Regions from separate parts of the Homo sapiens genome. Here region 1 is linked to region 2. Evidence: chromatin loops called from intact Hi-C (ENCODE). Cell type or tissue: PC-9. All regions are shown on one strand. Each heading gives the region's core, and the rest is flanking DNA. Links, peaks and the distances in the headings are about the cores only.

Region 1 (8,339 bases), core at 260-8,259, 190 kb after region 2:
GATGTGTCAAAATGAGTTAGGTCTACATTTAAAGATGAGGTTTTTTTGGTGGTCGGGTTGGGGGTTGAGTTGAAGTTTGCTAGTGAGAATTTTTGTTGTTGTCAGTGATAGAAATGCAACTGAAACCAGTTTAAACAAAAATGGGATGTGATTGGTTTATGTGAATAAGCACGGAGGTAAATCACACACACACACACACACACACACACACACCCCAGGTACAGACATAACTATATAACCATGCTTGAATTGTGTTATCTGACTGGTCTGTCTGTCCATCCATCCATCCATCCATCCATCCATCCATCCATCCATCCATCCATCTCTTGCCTCTGCTTTCTTCTTTATTGACTTTGTCTTTGGGTAAGTTTTCCCATATGGTGACAAAGTTGGCTACTATTAGCTTTTAGCTTATATTTTACTAGCTTTGCAATCCCAGCAGGAAAAAAGAGATACTTTTTTGGAGTAATTCCAGTAGAAGTCCTGGTGCCTGCCCTTTATTGACGTGAATTGGGCCTGGTGCTCATCTCGGAATTAACCGAATGGCCAGGTCTGGATTTGCCCTTGCTTGGAGCCAGGACGTAGCATGGGCGCTCTCCACAGTCTGCCCTACCCTACAACTGCCCTACTATTCCTGGAGAGTTGGGGAGGAAAGTTGCTCAAGTGGAAATTAAGAAGCTGTTATCAAAGAAGAAGGAATGACTATTAGACCAACAAAACCAATACAGGCCCGCTGAGGGACTCTTCCATCCAACCAGGACAGACAGCCTTTGGAACTTCTAGTGGAGAAAAGGTGAGCTTAAGAGTGGTGTGAAAGGTTTATTAGGTCTCTTTGAGGCCTTGGTTAGACTTACATAGGGGTGTGTTCAGAGAAGGATGCTTTGGAGGGACTTACGTTTTCAGACCTGTCCTGTCAGGAGTCCATTCCTTTATCCCTATCCTCTCTAAACTATGGAGTGAGTTACCTTGGTGAGGTAAAACTGAGGCCACCAAAATCTATAGATCACTCCTTCCTTGGGAGTGTTGCCGGAGAAAAGCCTCTCTCCTGAGAAGCAGGCTTTGTCCTCTACCAGTCGGTTCCCTCAGCCCTCAAGTGATAACTGCCCTTGCTCTGAGCTTCCTCCCAGCCTTTTTACCTCCCTCTCTAGGGGTTTGGGCTGATGCTTCCAGGAGCTGCCATTTTTCTGATGTGGCTGCCACGTTTCCCAACTCTTCTGCCTCCGAGCACTTGGAGTTGCGAGAGAGACCTCTCTCCCAATGACAGCTCTTTGAGCAAATCTTAGACAGGTGATCCTCTGAGTAGTCTGTACTTTCTCCTTTTAATTTATAGTACCCCCTACTGAATAACTTGGCACCAATTCTCTGAGAGTGGACAGGAGACCTTGGAGCTATCCAGTTCAGTTTCTCCTCACAACCATTTGCTGTCTCCTAGAATAAGGCCCCTCCATTTTCAGCTCTGTCCAACCTCAGGGTCTGTCTCTGCATACTTCAGACCTTTCTTTCCAGGGGTTGGGGTTAATGTTTGCTTCCCTGGCATTAGTCCTGATATCTCTTCATTCTGAGTTTCCTAGTGTTTCTTTAACCATTTCTTCCAGGAGGTCTAGGGGAGCCCCAGTCAATGGGATCCCTGTGGAGCTGTTCAAACATCCTAGGTAGGTTTTGAAATTGATGAGCTCCTGTGTCTCCACAGGGATGCTATTGATGTCATCAGAACAATTCCTTTTTGCATCTGAGCAGTTCCACTCATTGCAGATAATTCACCTCCTCTGCCCTGCTCACTTCAAGCCAGTGGTGCTTCCCACTCGTGGGAGCAACCCCATACTCACCTTCAGATTCCCAAATGCTCCCTGGCAATGGCAGTATGCAGATACTCTTCATGGCTATTTGTAGCTTGCGCATAGAGAAATGCAAAGCCAAGTTTCAGTGAGTGTATGACTGTGTTTATTTTCTTACCTTGATTCTTACTGATATGCTCTCCCTTATTCTCTGGTTTGCTTATCATTTTCCCCACTCCTTTCTTCCATTTTTGTTACTATCTAAGGACATATATTTAACAAAAGCCAGTTCAAACCCTTTTATGAGAGAGTATAGTGGAAAGTGAATGGATTTTGGAATTCCTTCATTAAATCCTATGAAATTGTGTCAATAGACCAAAAAATAGTCAGATAATGTGATTTCCTAGGGTTCAACCTAGTAGATGGAGCAGATCCTAGATTTGCCTCCTGTGTATCCTTAGGCTAGTAACCTAACCTCTTTGAGTCCCCCAGTTTACTTTTATCTATAAAAACAGATCATAATTGTAAAAATCCATATAGGATTGTTCTGAGGATAAAATGAATTGAAAATATGTATAAAATTCTTTGTTCAGTGTTTGGAACATAGCAGGCACTTAAATGTTAACTTTCCCCCGTTCGTCTATGTAACAGAGAAATTACTACTTCTTGAGGTTTCTAGGAGATTCCAGTGAGAGAATACAGTCAAGCACTCAGCATAGCATCTGGCACTTGCTTGGCACCCTGTACCACTGGCTGTTCTTATTATTGTTTTTGGAAATAGTCCAAAAGTCAATTATGAATATGACATAGTCATTGCAACTCTGTGTCACTGTGCACCCAGTGGCTCGCTCCCTTGGGCTGCCAGCAAGCCACGGGATGAAGGCATTTGGATTATACTTTCTAGCTTCTCTCATCTAGCTTGTGATCAAAAACTGGGCAAGAAAATTTGGGTCCCTTACAAACTTGATCATGTGTGAATAATGAACTTTGGCTGGCAGAGCTTGGGGACTAGAGTGATTGTTTTGAAAACAATAACCCTGACCTCTGTGGTGATGTCATTTTCTCCCATCCATCCAGTCTGTTGTGGTTTTCTTCTCTGGGAAGCTGTTCCAGAACCTTCTAGGCAGTGTTAATAGGTTCTTGTCTGGCTGCTAAGTACCCATACACAACTCCACTTTAGTGCTATTATAGAGCTCTACCTCTTTGTCCCATCTTTGTACCGGATTGAGAGCTTTCTTGAAGACCCTTTGTCTTTGTATTTCACTCATTGGACACTGGTGTAGCAAATAATCCATCTATAGAAACACTTGGTGAATAGATTGAGACCAAGTTATAAGATTTCTACCTAGGCCACCTGATCATCAATGACTGCCTTTAACTTTCTCCCAGTCTTAGTCAGTATTATTCTCTCTCTCTGTGTTTCTGACACACACACACACACACACACACACACACACACACACACACACTTTGTATAAACAACAGACCCATCCCTAAAGACTGGGAGACCAAAGGATGGATGTATTTGCTTTCTTCAAGTGTAAGATTCTCTATTACAAATTCCATCTTCCTAGGAGTCATAGAACTGAACTTAAAAGTTTTGTTTTGCAAACGTATTGTCATGAAATGAAAGTGTGAGTATGTTAATCTACAAATAAGTGACCAATAAAGAATGTCTTAGTGGATTTTTGTCTCAGTTCCTGTGTTGCTGAAATGATTTTCCAAAGATAAGAAATCTGTTGGCAAACACTTATTCTATCATCACTGATAAATGAGCTGCTTGTCAGAAGGAGGTCTGGCCTTAGATTCTTGTCATGATTTCAGCATGAGATGTGGTGTGTCACGGATGTGTCCTAGTCTTGTAGGACAGGTTGAGGGTTGATGGTGTAACTTTGTGTGGAGACATTTTATCACATGGAGGAATTGTTGGCTATCGACCATGTGCTGCATAGCACCAAATTAGGCACCAAGAGGCATAAAAACAGAATGTAAGACATGATCTTCAAAAGTTTTATGATGTGCTTGGGGACTGGACCCACACACACAGAGCAGTTAAGTTACAGTGTAAACCAGTGTACGAGTAAATGTAAAACCAACAAAGATTTAATCTCCAAGATTTAATAAGAGGTTAAATGAGGATACTGTTATGACTTGGGAGACAGTTAATTGGGGAGATATAATATTAATTGACTATTAAGAATAGGTTGAGGGAAAGGGAAAATCATCTTTATAGAGAAAAACAAGTAGTTTTTTCTTTCTTTATACTTTCATAACACTCTGGTCACAAAAATGTGTGGTTTTTATCCCTCATAATGACCAATTCTCCAATACCAGCTGGTTATCTTAAAGTTTAACTTAATCTCGACACTAACTGGAGATAATACAGACTACACAGGTTAAGGGCTCAGTCCCACAAGACTGCCCCCACCCCTCATTTAGATGCCAGTTGCAAATAACAGGTCCTCAGGTGATCCACAACTTCTGTCCACTTGGCTACAAATTGGAGGCTCTCATGGCCTCCTTCTTGGGTTTGAATATTTATCAGAATGGCTCACAGAACTCCGGGGTACATCCGTGTATTTATGGATTTATTCTAAAGGATCTGATAAAGGGTACACATGAACAGCCAAATGGAAGATGCAGAGGGGAAGGCGTGGGGCCAAGGGAATAGGGTTTTCATCCCTTTCTTGTTGGTCCATCCTCCCAGCACCTCCACACGCCCAGCAACCCAGTATATCTTCAGACTCTTGAAACAGAGGGATTGAAACCGGGATTTTTATGGAGGCTTTGTCACTTAGGCATGATTGGTTGTTAATTCCATTTCCAGCCTCTCTCCCCTTCCTGGAGGATGGGAGTGGGGCTAGAAGTTCCAAGCTTCTAATCGTAGCTTGGTCTTTCTGGTAACCAGCCTCCATCTAGGAGCCTACCAAGAGTCACCTCATTAGAGCAAAAGACACTCCTATCACCCAGGAAATTCCAAGGGATTAGGAGTTCTGCGTCAGCAACTGGGGTCAGAGACTAAATATCAGAGTAAAAAAATGCACCTAGCATTCCTATTGCTCAGGAAATTACAAGGATTTTAGGGACTCTGTGCCAGGAGCTGGGGATGAAGACCAAAATATGGATTTCTTAATATAATTCACAGTATCACAGCATCCTACACAGGGACAAAGGCAGGAGGGAAGGTTTGGAGTCAGGAATGAGTAGGCTGTGTTTGGCACATATAGAGGATAGGTGCCTGAAAGGGCAAGGACATCTCTTCCTTTATCCAACTGACCTTTATAGGAACCCACTTATGAGTGTGGTAAGTTACTGTAAAGATGAATGCATTATGCAATCAAATCATGTAATGGTGGTGGTGGGAGGGGGGCGGGCAGCTGATTTGAGATCTAAATCCTGACTGTGTGGGATATAAATCTCAGATTCCCTTCAAGAAGCACATTTAGGTGGAGACCTGAACGAAGAGGAGAAATTATTCTCTTCTACCAGGAAAGAGGAAAGGGAAATGAAAGTTGAGAAGAAACATACTCTAGGGCTGAAAGAATAACATGATTGAAAACTCTACGACTGGAACAAGCTCTGTGTCTTGGAGGAATTGCAGGTAGACTTGTTTGGCCAAAAGGTAGAAAACCAGTGGGGCAATGGTATGAGATCAGTGTGGATGGAGAGAAGTAGTGGGGGCAAGATTGTGCAGGGCCTTGCAAGCCATATAAGGATTTGGTGGTTTGATTCCCAAGAGCAATGGAAATGAAGAGGATTTTGAAGAAATCAGCAGCACCTGGTAGAGTATAGTGATGAATGAAAGAAAAGACAAAAAATAATTTTGGTGTTTCAGTTGAGTGGGGTCCTGATACAAGCCAGAAAGGCTCCTCTGTTTGTTGGAGAGGTCATGGTTTTAGTTTGGGCAGGATGAGTTCGGGATATGGACAAGCCACCCAGGACCAGAGTCCTGTAGGCTGTTGGGGATGAGGGCCTGGCTCTTAGAGGTGAGACGATGCATTCAACTTGCTCAAGTTGGATTTGTGAGCCATTGTCGGACATCAGGGTTAAGCTATGAGATATGGAAGCCTCTCTGAGGGAAAGGCCACATTAGGAAAGAGCCGCAGAAGGAGGTCTCAGTTTGAGGAAGTGTCTCCCCTGGGTCATGGGTGGGAGAAAGAGAAGCTCACAAAAGAGCTATCAGAGAGATGAGAGGAAACCCAGGAGACTGTGAGGTCATGGAAACCAAGAGGGCTAAGAAGACTTTTAAGAAGGTGGAGGTGACTTGTATTGTATGTCCCCAGTAGATATCAGTTTGAGCAAAACCTCAGAAAAGGCCTGCCTTGCTTGCAGAAGGAAGGACTGGAGACTTTTAACAATTAATATGTATCTCTGGGAACTGCCAGTCAACTGATCATGATTCCACCTAACTGTTTTAGGTCTAGCTCATGTTTGTGTATCATTCCAACAGCTATTGTTAGAGACCTTGTGTAATATAAAGTACACATGCAATCATTTTCTGAAACATTGGTAAAGAGATGAGATTAGTATGACCCAATGGCTGATTAGTAGAGCAACAATACAACCTGTCATTCAAACTGAGACACTGTTCAGAGCGAAAGGGGGTATTAACCAGATGAGATGCTGGAACAAGTGGAAGCTGGGACTGACCTCAGCTAACTGGGATATATGGTCACCCCAGTTATTGATGACTTTAGACTGGTCCCTACTGGTCACCATTGCTTTGTTCAGTATTCACAAACCAATCCCTTATTTAGTCCTCAGAGCAACCCCAGTGAACCTAGATCTTCCAACCCCTCTTCTGTAGATGATTAGATGGAGACCCGAGGTGGTAGGGCACAATGTGTCTTTGCACTCTTTGTCTAGAGCTCTCTCTCTAACCCAGATGCTCGCTCCAATCTCAGCAAACTTGGGTCCTTTTTCCATTACTGATTTTGGCCTTAGCAGACTGGGAAGAATTTGATAGACTTTCTATGTAGGGTTCTCCCTTGTCCTTCTGCCAAATCACAATTGGCCACGCTGACTTGGCCTGTCTCCAGCTGTTTGGCACCAAGACTCATTAAGCCTTTAAGTTCAAGTGAGGACATTTCAACCCGCTCCTTTTCTGAAAAAGATCTCCAGTGAAAAAGCTGCTTTTTGTTTGAAGATTGGCCTGGCTTAGGTGGGGGCTTAGGCAAGAATTGAGTATCCCCAACAGGCTTCTGTTAGAAAGATGAAAACAGATGGAGAACATGGAAGGTGAATATGCAGGACTCATGGTGAGCAGAATGAGCCCCCAGTGTTGCCTCTTTTTTTGAATCCTCACCAAATAAATAGCCCTTGGCTCCTACTCAAAAGAGGGACTCAGCACAGTAGGGGTACTGTCTCCATTCAAACTGTTCTTTGGACATCAATTACAAAGTCTACTCTGGGAGCTCTTGTGTGCACTTGAGCATCTTGCCTTTGGAATATTCTCAAGCTCATCCATCTTTGTAAATATTCTGTTCATTAAAAATTATACGATCCTTGTCACTTCCTTTCTCCTAATACATAGTCTTATATGACCCAGACCCAGTAGGGCATTTACAGAGTTTGTTTTGAAGCTTCCTAGAAATGTGTTTGAAACTTATTTTAGCAGAATTGTCACTTGGAACCACTTCCCTCAACATGTGGCAATTCCCTCATCCTATTAATCTGCTCCTTAATAAATATTAAAATTCTCCTGACTTGAATCTCAGGCTAATCTTTCTCCTCCTGAACAAATTTTTGACAGATTTTTAAGAATGATCAATTAATTTAAGAAAATATAACAACTGGTTTAAATGTGGACTGCTCATGTGGTAGATGAGAAACTGGCCTAGCCCATTGCCTGCCTGTGGGGTTACATGCTGGATTAGGCTTTGCTTAGATTTAAGAGGATTTAGTAGCTCTAATTGTATTTCCTTAATAATCCATTTTTTGATTGTCTCTAATGGGCTGTCAGGCTTGGTGGGCTGGCTTCCCATGATGAAGTGTGCAAAATCTCTGCCTCACCTGTTCTGAATGTTCCCTTTGGTTACTCGAAGGAGTGGACTTTTTCTTAAATAGCCTACTAAGGACCCAGTTTATAAATGATTTTTTTTTTTTGAGATGGAGTTTCATTCTTGTCGCCTAGGCTGGAGTGCACTGGCACGATCTCGGCTTGCTGCAACCTCTGCCTCCCGGGTTCAAGTGATTCTGCTGCCTCAGCCTCCCGAGTAGCTGGGATTACAGGCGTCTGCCACCATGCCTGGCTAATTTTTGTATTTTTAGTAGAGACGGAGTTTCGCCATGTTGGGCAGGCTGGTCTCGAACTCCTGCCCTCAGGTGATCCGCCCACCTCGGCCTCCCAAAGTGCTGGGATTAAAGGTGTGAGCCACCGCACCCGACCAAATGATTTCTTTAAAAAGTTAACTATGAAGAAATAGACTTCCTTCTTGGTATCAAGAGGAAGAAAGAGTGAATAAAAAGAAAAAGTGAAGACTGTATATCTGAGTGATTAGCTCTAGTGCTTGCCCTTCCTTAAGCCACTGTAGACTCTGCTGGGAGGCTAACATTCCCAAACAT
Region 2 (8,339 bases), core at 243-8,242:
TGATCATCAGAGAAATGCAAATCAAAACCACAATGAGATACCATCTCACGCCAATCTGAATGGTTATTATTAAAAAGTCAGAAAACAGTAGTTGCTGGTGAGGCTGTGGAGAAATGGGAATGCTTTTTACACTGCTGGTGGGAATGTAAATTAGTTAAACCATTGTGGGAGACAGTATGGTGATTCCTCAAGGATCTAGAACCAGGAATACCATTTGACCCAGCAATCCCATTATTGGATATATACCCAAAGAAATATAAATCATTCTATAAGACACATGTACATATATGTTTATTGCAGCACTATTCACAATAGCAAAGACATGGAACCAACCCAACTGCCCATCAATGATAGACTGGATAAAGAAAATGCGGTACATATACACCATGGAATACTATGCAACCATAAAAAGGAATGAGATTATGTCCTTTGCAGGGACATGGATGAAGCTGGAAGCCATTATCCTCTGCAAACTAACACAGGAACAGAAAACCAAAAACTGCATGTTCTCACTCATAAGTGGGAGTTGAACAATGAGATCACATAGACACAGAGAGGGGAACAACACACACCAGAGCCTGTTGGGGGGGTGGGGGCTGAGGGGAGGGAACTTAGAGGATGGGTCAATAGGTGCAGCAAACCACCTTGGCACACATATACCTATGTAACAAACCTGCACATTCTGCACATGTGTCCCCCCTTTATTTTTTAGAAGAAAATTTTTTAAAAAAGACCTAAATAAATAGAGAAATATGTTATATTTATGGATTGATGAACTTGGTATTTTAAAAATGAACAGACAATGTAGGCTGGGCACGGTGGCTCACGCCCGTAATCTCAGCACTTTGGGAGGCTGAGGTGGGCGGGTCACGAGGTCAGGAGATGGAGACCATCCTGGCTAACACGGTGAAACCCCGTCTCTACTAAAAATATATAAAAAAAATTAGCCGGGCGCGGTGGCGGGCGCCTGTAGTCCCAGCTACTCAGGAGGCTGAGGCAGAAGAATGGCGTGAACCCGGAAGTCGGAGGTTGCAGTGAGCCGAGATTGCGCCACTGCACTCTATCCTGGGAGACAGAGCGAGACTCTGTCTCAAAATAATAATAAAAAAAATGAACAGACTAGATGTAATTGCACAACAGGTTTTCCTGCCTCCTGCAGAGACAAAACCAGTTCACTGAGACCATGGTATTCCGGCAAAAAAAAAAAAAAAAAAAAAAAAAAAAAGAGTTTAATTGACACAAGGCTGGACACACGGGAGACGGAGTTATTACTCAAATCAGTCTTGCCAAGAACTCAGAGGCTAGGGTTTTTGTGGACAACTTGGTGGGCAAGTGGGTAGGGAATGGAGGCTGCTGATTAGCTGGGGATGAAATCATAGGGTTGTGGAAATCGGTCATTTTGTGCTAAGTGCACCTCTGGGTGGGCCTGCAGGGTCAGTTAAGTCATGAGTCACAGGTCCAGGTGGGATCAGCTGGTGGCCAGAAAGTCTGAAAAAAAAATCTCAAAAGGTCAATCTTAGGTTCTACAATGGTGATGTTATCTATAAGAGAAATTGGGAAAGTCACATGTTGTGTGGCCTTTGGCCACATGACTCCTGAGCAGTAAGGGATTACAAAAACTACACCTATATTTTAGCAGAATTCAGGCCTCTCTCATAATCCTAATATTGTGGACTTTCATTAGTCTTACAAAGGTGGTTTTAGTCCCTCAACTAGGAGGGGTTTGGTTTAAGGGAGGGACTTTATCATCCTTGCTTCAAAGTTCAACTATCAACTATATTCCTCCCCAAGTTAGCTTGGCCTGTGCCTAGGAATGACCAAGGACAGCTTGGAGATCAGAAGCAAGATGGAGTCGATTATGTCAGATTTCTCTTACTGTCATAATTTTGCAAAGGCAGCTTTATAAACAGTCCAGAAACAGACAATATGCAGTCACTAGGGTTATGACAAAGGGACAATAAAGCACAAGAAAAAGAATGATCTTCATAAATAGCAATAAATCAATTGGATACCCACATAGGAAAAATGAATCACAACTTCTATACTACATGATACACAAAAATCAATTCCATATGTATTGTATGAAATGAAGCTTCTAAAAGAAAACAAGGATATCTTTATGATCTTGGTGAAGGCAATTATTTTTCAAACAGGACACAGAAAGTATAAACCACAAAGAAAATAAATCATAAAATGGACTAAATTAAAACTAACAACTTCCTTTTTAAAAAGATCCCATTAAGAGAATGAAAAAACTGGCCGGGTGTGGTGGCTCACACCTGTAATCCCAGCACTCTGGGAGGCTGGGGCAGGCAGATCACCTGGTAGGCAAATCTCCTGAACTCAACCAGGAGTTCGAGACCAGACTGGCCAATGTGGTGAAACCCCATCTCTACTAAAAATACAAAAATTAGCTGGGTGTATTGGCACACATCTGTAATCTCAGCTACTCGGGAGGCTGAAGTAGGAGAATTGCTTGAACCCGGGAGGCAAGCAAGCCAAGATTGTGCCACTGCACTCCAGCCTGGGTGACAGAGTGAGACTTTGTCTCAAAAAAAAAAAAAGCCATAACATGGGAGAAATTTGTATCTCACCTATCTGACAAAGAACTGGTCTCTAGAATATATAACTACTACAAATCAGTAAGACAATTCAACAGATACTTTCAAAGCACAAAGCAACATGGATGAATCTCACAGACATGATGAGGTCAAGGAGCCAGACACAAAAGAGTATATGTGGTATGATTGGTATGATTTAATTCATATAAAGTTTAAAAGCAGGCAAAACTTCTGTATGGCCATACTTGTTATATTTAAGGATGAGGTGGCTAGTAACTGAAAAGGGGCATGAGGGTGCTTCTGGGATGCTGGTGATATTTTATTTCCTGGTCTGGGTGTTGTATAAAGAAATGTATTCATTTATGATTTGTACACTTTCTATATATCTACATCTATATCTCTATGCTATATTTCAGTAAAAGTTTGTTAAAATGCCATATGGCTTAGTTGGAGAGAAAAGTATAGATTGGGATTGTAATGAATTATTCTCTGATGAACTATTGAACTCACCATTGTATTATCTACTGCTGCAAAACAATTATTCTGAAACTTAGCAGCTTAAAACAACAAACATTTATTATCATTCAGGGTCTCTCATGAGGTTGCAGTCTAACTTGGCTGGGGCTACAATCATCTGAAAGCTTGACTGGGACTGGGGGATCCATGTTCCAGCTCATTTGCACTGTTGGCAGGCTCTAGTTCCTTGCTAGCTGTCAGCGGGTCTTCAGTCTCTCATTACATGGCCATACAGCACCTGAGTGTCCTCACAACATGACAGCTGGCTTTCTCCAGAGTGAGTGAGCAAAGGGGGAAAGGCAGCCCAAGATGAAAGACACTGTGTTTTTAAATGACCTAATTGTGGAAGCTACATACCATCACTTCTGCTGTATTCCACTGACAACACAGATCAACCCTAGTGCAATGAAAGGGAACTACCCAAGAGCATGAAGACGAGCTGGTAGGGATCTTTGGGAGCCATCTTGTGATGGTTTCCACAGCTATCTTTCTCACAACCCTTACTAGAATATTAATGGAAATTCTAAGATTCTCACACTTCTCTCTGTTATAATTCATTAATATGTACAAAAATCTCTAGCTGCTTTCAAACTGGTGACCCCATTGGAAGAACTTGCCGGTGGGGGTGAGGAGAAACCTGAGAAGAGGGTCAGATTCTTCCATCACTGTCCCAAGGGGCATAGACTCTGTGAAGATGGTCGTTTCTAGCCTGTGATTTCAGAAATTCTGGCAGGTCCCCCTGCCCTTGGTACCTCAACATAATATGACCAGTGATCCCTGAAATAACTCCAAAGGAAACCTATGCCACTGGTGAAAGATGTTCCTTTCCTATCAAATGCAGGCACACTAGCAGCACAGTAAAGCAGTGGTTCCCAAACTTGGCTGCTCTTTAGAATTTCATGGGGAGCTGTGAAAAATGTGAATTCCTGAGTCTGTCCAGAAAACCGATTCAGACTCTCCAGAGGTGGACTTCCAGACTCTGCAGTTTGAGAAGGCTTCTCTCCATCTGTCAGAGTAAGAAAAAAATTTTGAAAATCAATAAAAAAGAAAAAAGAGAAGGCTTCTTAGGAAGTTCTGAGAGAAGAGTTGGCCAAGCATCTGACAGCTGGTCCTGCAGCGGTATTTGGAAACTACTGACATATACCATTAGTGTGTGTAGATTTCAGACCCCTTCTGGGGAGTGAGTTTCAATGTTGGGAGTGAGGGTGGGATAGCCATTTGTCCACAAAGAGCCCATTTTTCTTCCCAGCTCTCTCTGCTCAATGTGCTGAGTGAGATAGTGCTTCTCAGCCTCTTTGAACGCTTTCTTGTCCCTCTGCCTGCACTTTGGTTCCCATCACGTCAGCCTTGAAGGTGGAGTGGCCTGTCAGCACCACAGGCTTGTGACTGGAGCCACAGGATCTCCTTTATCTCCTCAGCTTCAGGCTCTGTTGTGTGAATCCAGGCTAAGAGCAGTTCAATGACTCAGGGTTAAGAGGACACACCGCCATCTCTTGACTCAGCCAGGAGATCCTTCCTCTTTGGCAATAAAAGGACACAATGCTTTGTAGAGTTGCCACTTAATATAGATGAGATTACAGTTTGTGGACTGGATGAATCTAGAGACTTGTTTTCTCACCTATGAGAAAATATGCAAGGCATGGGAACATTCTTCATAGTAGTAAAAATTGAAAATATTTGTTTTTTTCATCCATTCACTCAACAAATATTTGTTGAGCATCTCTGATCTTATCTTCTACTACTGTCTTGCTTATACCTCTCCAACCACACTAACCCCGCTGATCTTCTTAGAACAAACCAGGTACTCCTCTGCCTTAAGGAATCTGCTGCAGCCTGGAACTTTCTTACCCAGTTGTCTACTGAGCTAACTTCCTCACCTTCAAATCTTTGCTTACTTCTCACCTTCTCGATAGGGGTTAACGTGACCACCCTATTTACCCCTGCAACCAGCTTCCCTTCCTTACACTGTTCTACCTTTTATTTTTCCACAGCTCTGTTTACCTTTTAATACACTATTTCATTGATTAGGTCATCGTTTATCGTTTGAGTTCCTCTCTTGAATGTTAAGTTTCATCAGGGCAGGAATCTTTGTCTGTTTTTTTCACCATGTGTCCCTGGTACCTGGCATGGAGTCTGGCACGTAAGAGACACTTGATAAATATTTGTTGAATGAATCAACTGGGAGCCGGAAGAGCAGCATGCAATACAGATAAGATCACTGGTGTCATAGAGCTCATGATTTATTGGAGGTGAATGTAAATGAATTATTACAGAAATGCTTATTTAGTGATAATTGTGATAGCTAAGAAGGAAATATGGAGTTGTATCTGAGAGTATACGAGGGGCCCAACCTAATTAGGGGGCCAGGGATAGTTTGTTGAGGCAGCAACACTTAGCCTGAGACCAGAAGGTGGAGTGGAGTAATCCAGCTGAGGGAGCTGGGAAGACAGTGGAAAGACCCTCTTAGATTTCAAGTAGTTTTCAGTTGTCCGGCTTATAACAACCGGGCATGCTGACAACCACATGGAGGTGCCTCTCTTTTCTCTTGAAGTAGCTATTCAAACTGAGTTTCCAAAAATCTGTAGACTACCTCTACACCAACATCTGAACACCAACTTCAGAATATTTCTCTTGTTACAGATGGATGCTCTTTGATGAATAACATTTTTGATCTTCTGAATGTCTCCTTAATCAGTTGAAAACAAATTAAGTTTTCAATTGATTAAATAAATTTACTCAATCCACTGGATAAAGTTTAAATATTTATTGTATCAGTCCACTGAATAAATAAAGTTTAAATATTCTCAGCAATCAATCAAGAGTTTAAGAGATCTTATCTCAGAAACAAAACCACATAAAGGCTGAGGTAAAAGAGCTTCATACTGAGAGGAAAGCCTTAGTTGATGAGATGAGCAGTTCTCTAGGTATTCTTCCTAGCACTTGAAATAAAGTACTTTGCACAAGGCAACTAAAGAAAATGTCTGTAGGAATTAGGTCAAAGTTGTAATAGTTAGGCAAGGCACGGAGGTTTACACCTGTAATCCCAATGCTTTCAGAAGCCAAGGCAGGAGGATCCCTTGAGGGCAGGAGTTTGAGACCAGCCTGGGCAATATAGAGAGATCTGTCTCTACTAAAAATAAAAATAAAAATAGCTAGGTGTGGTGGTGCATGCCTATAGTCCTAGCTACTTGGGGGGCTGAGATGACAGAATCACTTAAACTCAGGAGTTTGAGGCTACAGTGAGCTATGTCATGCCACTGCACTCCAGCCTAGGTGATAGAGTGTGGGACCCTGTCTCTAAAACCAAAAACATTATAGCAGTTAATTCCCTTCTAGAGATCACCTGGCTGCATTAGGCAGTTTTTTCCTTTTTATTACTCAGAAGAACAAACACATTTATAAGAAAATATACAGGTATGAAATAATGAGTCAGTGGTAAATACTGTGAAAAAGATTTTGAAAGCTTCTGAGTACTAACAGATCTTAAACATTCACTTGTTAATTCACCTCTGGGAACTCAATCTTTGACCTGGAAACAAGAGGAAAAACAGCATCCTTTCTTGAGCAGTATGTTCTCAGCTTCCGAGCTGCCCAGGAGATTGGGCCCCAGATGATACCTTAGAACCAGAATCAATGCTTGTGGGAGGACCATGTAGGCTCCTTCATCAGAGGCATATAGTGATACCTCCATTAATAAAGCCTCTGGGGATTCTGTGTTCTTTTTGCTTTGTTTCTGTTTTATTTTGCTTTTTTGCTAAGTTAGCCAGGTTGTGGAGGGGAATGGTATAACTTCAACTGAGGATTGTGCTGGTTGTGACCATGTCAAAAGAAGCAGTAACTTTATCTCAGGATTTCCCTCTGTATCAGTCAGGAGAGGCTAGGTTATGCTGCTGTAACAAACAACCCCACAATCTCAGTGGCTTAAAATAGTAGAGGTTTATTTTTTCACTTAACAACACATGTCCATCTGGGGCCTGTGATGGGAAAGGCTGCCACAAAGGTCTCTGACATATCCTGGAGACATTTTCTCCATTGTCTTGGCTATTAACATTCAGTTCCTCTTTACTTATGGAAATTTCTGTAGCAGGCTTAAATTTCTCCCCAGAAAATTTTTTCTTTTCTACCACACAACCAGGTTGCAAATTTTCCAAACCTTTATGCTCTGCTTCTCTTTTAAACAGAAGTTTCAGTTTCAGATAATCTCTTTGTTCACACACATGAGTGTACACTTTTAGAAACAGCCAGGTCTCATCTTGAATGCTTTGCTACTTAGAAATTTCTTCTGCCAGATACCCTAAATCATCTCTCTCAAGTTCAAAGTTCCACAGATCTCTAGGGCAGGGACAAAATGCTGTGTCTCTTTCCTAAAGCATAGCAAGAGTGACCTTTACTCCAGTTTCCTATAAGTTCCTCATCTCCATCTGAGAGCACCTCAGCCTGGACTTCATTGTCCATATCACTATGAGTGTTTTGGTTACAACCATTCAACAAATCTCTAGGAAGTTCTAAATCTTCCATCATCTTCCTGTCTTCTTCTGAGCCCTCTAAACTGTTCCAGCCTCTGCCCATTACCCAGTTCCAAAGTTGCTTCCACATTTTCAGGTATCTTTTTAGCAATACTCCACTCTTGGTACCAATTTTCTGTAATAGTCCATTCTCACACTGCTATAAAGAACTACCTGAGCCTGGGTAATTTATGAAGAAAAGAGGTTTAATTGACTCACAGTTCCACATGCTTCATAGGAAGCATGACTGGGAGGCCTCAGGAAACTTATAATCATGGCAGAAGGTGAAGGGGAAGCAAACATCTTCTTCACATGGTGGCAAGAGAGAGAGAAGGGGGAAGTGCCACACAGTTTTAAACCATTGGATCTCATGAGAACTCACTCACTATCAAGAGAAGAGCAAGGAGGAAATCTGCCCCCATGATTCAATCACCTCCCACCAGGTCCCTCCCTCAACACTGGAGATTACAATTCAACATGAGATTTGGGAGAAGACATAGAGCCAAACCATATCACATAATTATTCATAACGGGTGGGAAAGGATGTTGCTAGTAAGTATATTATAGGTGGTCTTTTGGGTATTCTCAGTAGCTGTACGTGCTTGTTCATGTATCACATGTCTCATTAGCATCTTCAATCTCCATCCAGGGGTGTGTTTTTTACTATTATAATGAGCAAAGGGTCAATCTGAGGACAAGTAAAATTAAAATGCGCATGCTTTCTACAGGGGAAAGTCCCTGAAGATAGTTCTGCTTG

Evidence for each region. Hi-C counts contacts between places; a loop is a spot of excess contacts. Peaks named below come from ENCODE experiments on the same cell type or tissue, not always from the same donor. Only the 100,000 strongest peaks of a DNase experiment are listed, where the experiment ranks them.
Region 1: a loop joins it to region 2, with 18 times the contacts of the local background. A loop is called at or near these places in 1 of 110 quality-filtered maps.

Annotation. Positions count from the first base shown.
Region 1 is chr4:41,502,726-41,511,064 of GRCh38, forward strand. It overlaps a transcript of LIMCH1 not described here. Among named protein-coding and RNA genes, the nearest start is that of LIMCH1, 31 kb to the right of the region's middle. In PC-9, for the core only: no CTCF peak of the experiment used is centred there; no DNase peak of the experiment used is centred there.
Region 2 is chr4:41,314,485-41,322,823 of GRCh38, forward strand. No RefSeq gene overlaps it. Among named protein-coding and RNA genes, the nearest start is that of UCHL1, 62 kb to the left of the region's middle. In PC-9, for the core only: no CTCF peak of the experiment used is centred there; DNase peaks (open chromatin) are centred at 1,137, 4,547, 5,237, 5,997 and 1 weaker place; H3K4me3 peaks cover 1,204 bases; H3K27ac peaks cover 5,809 bases.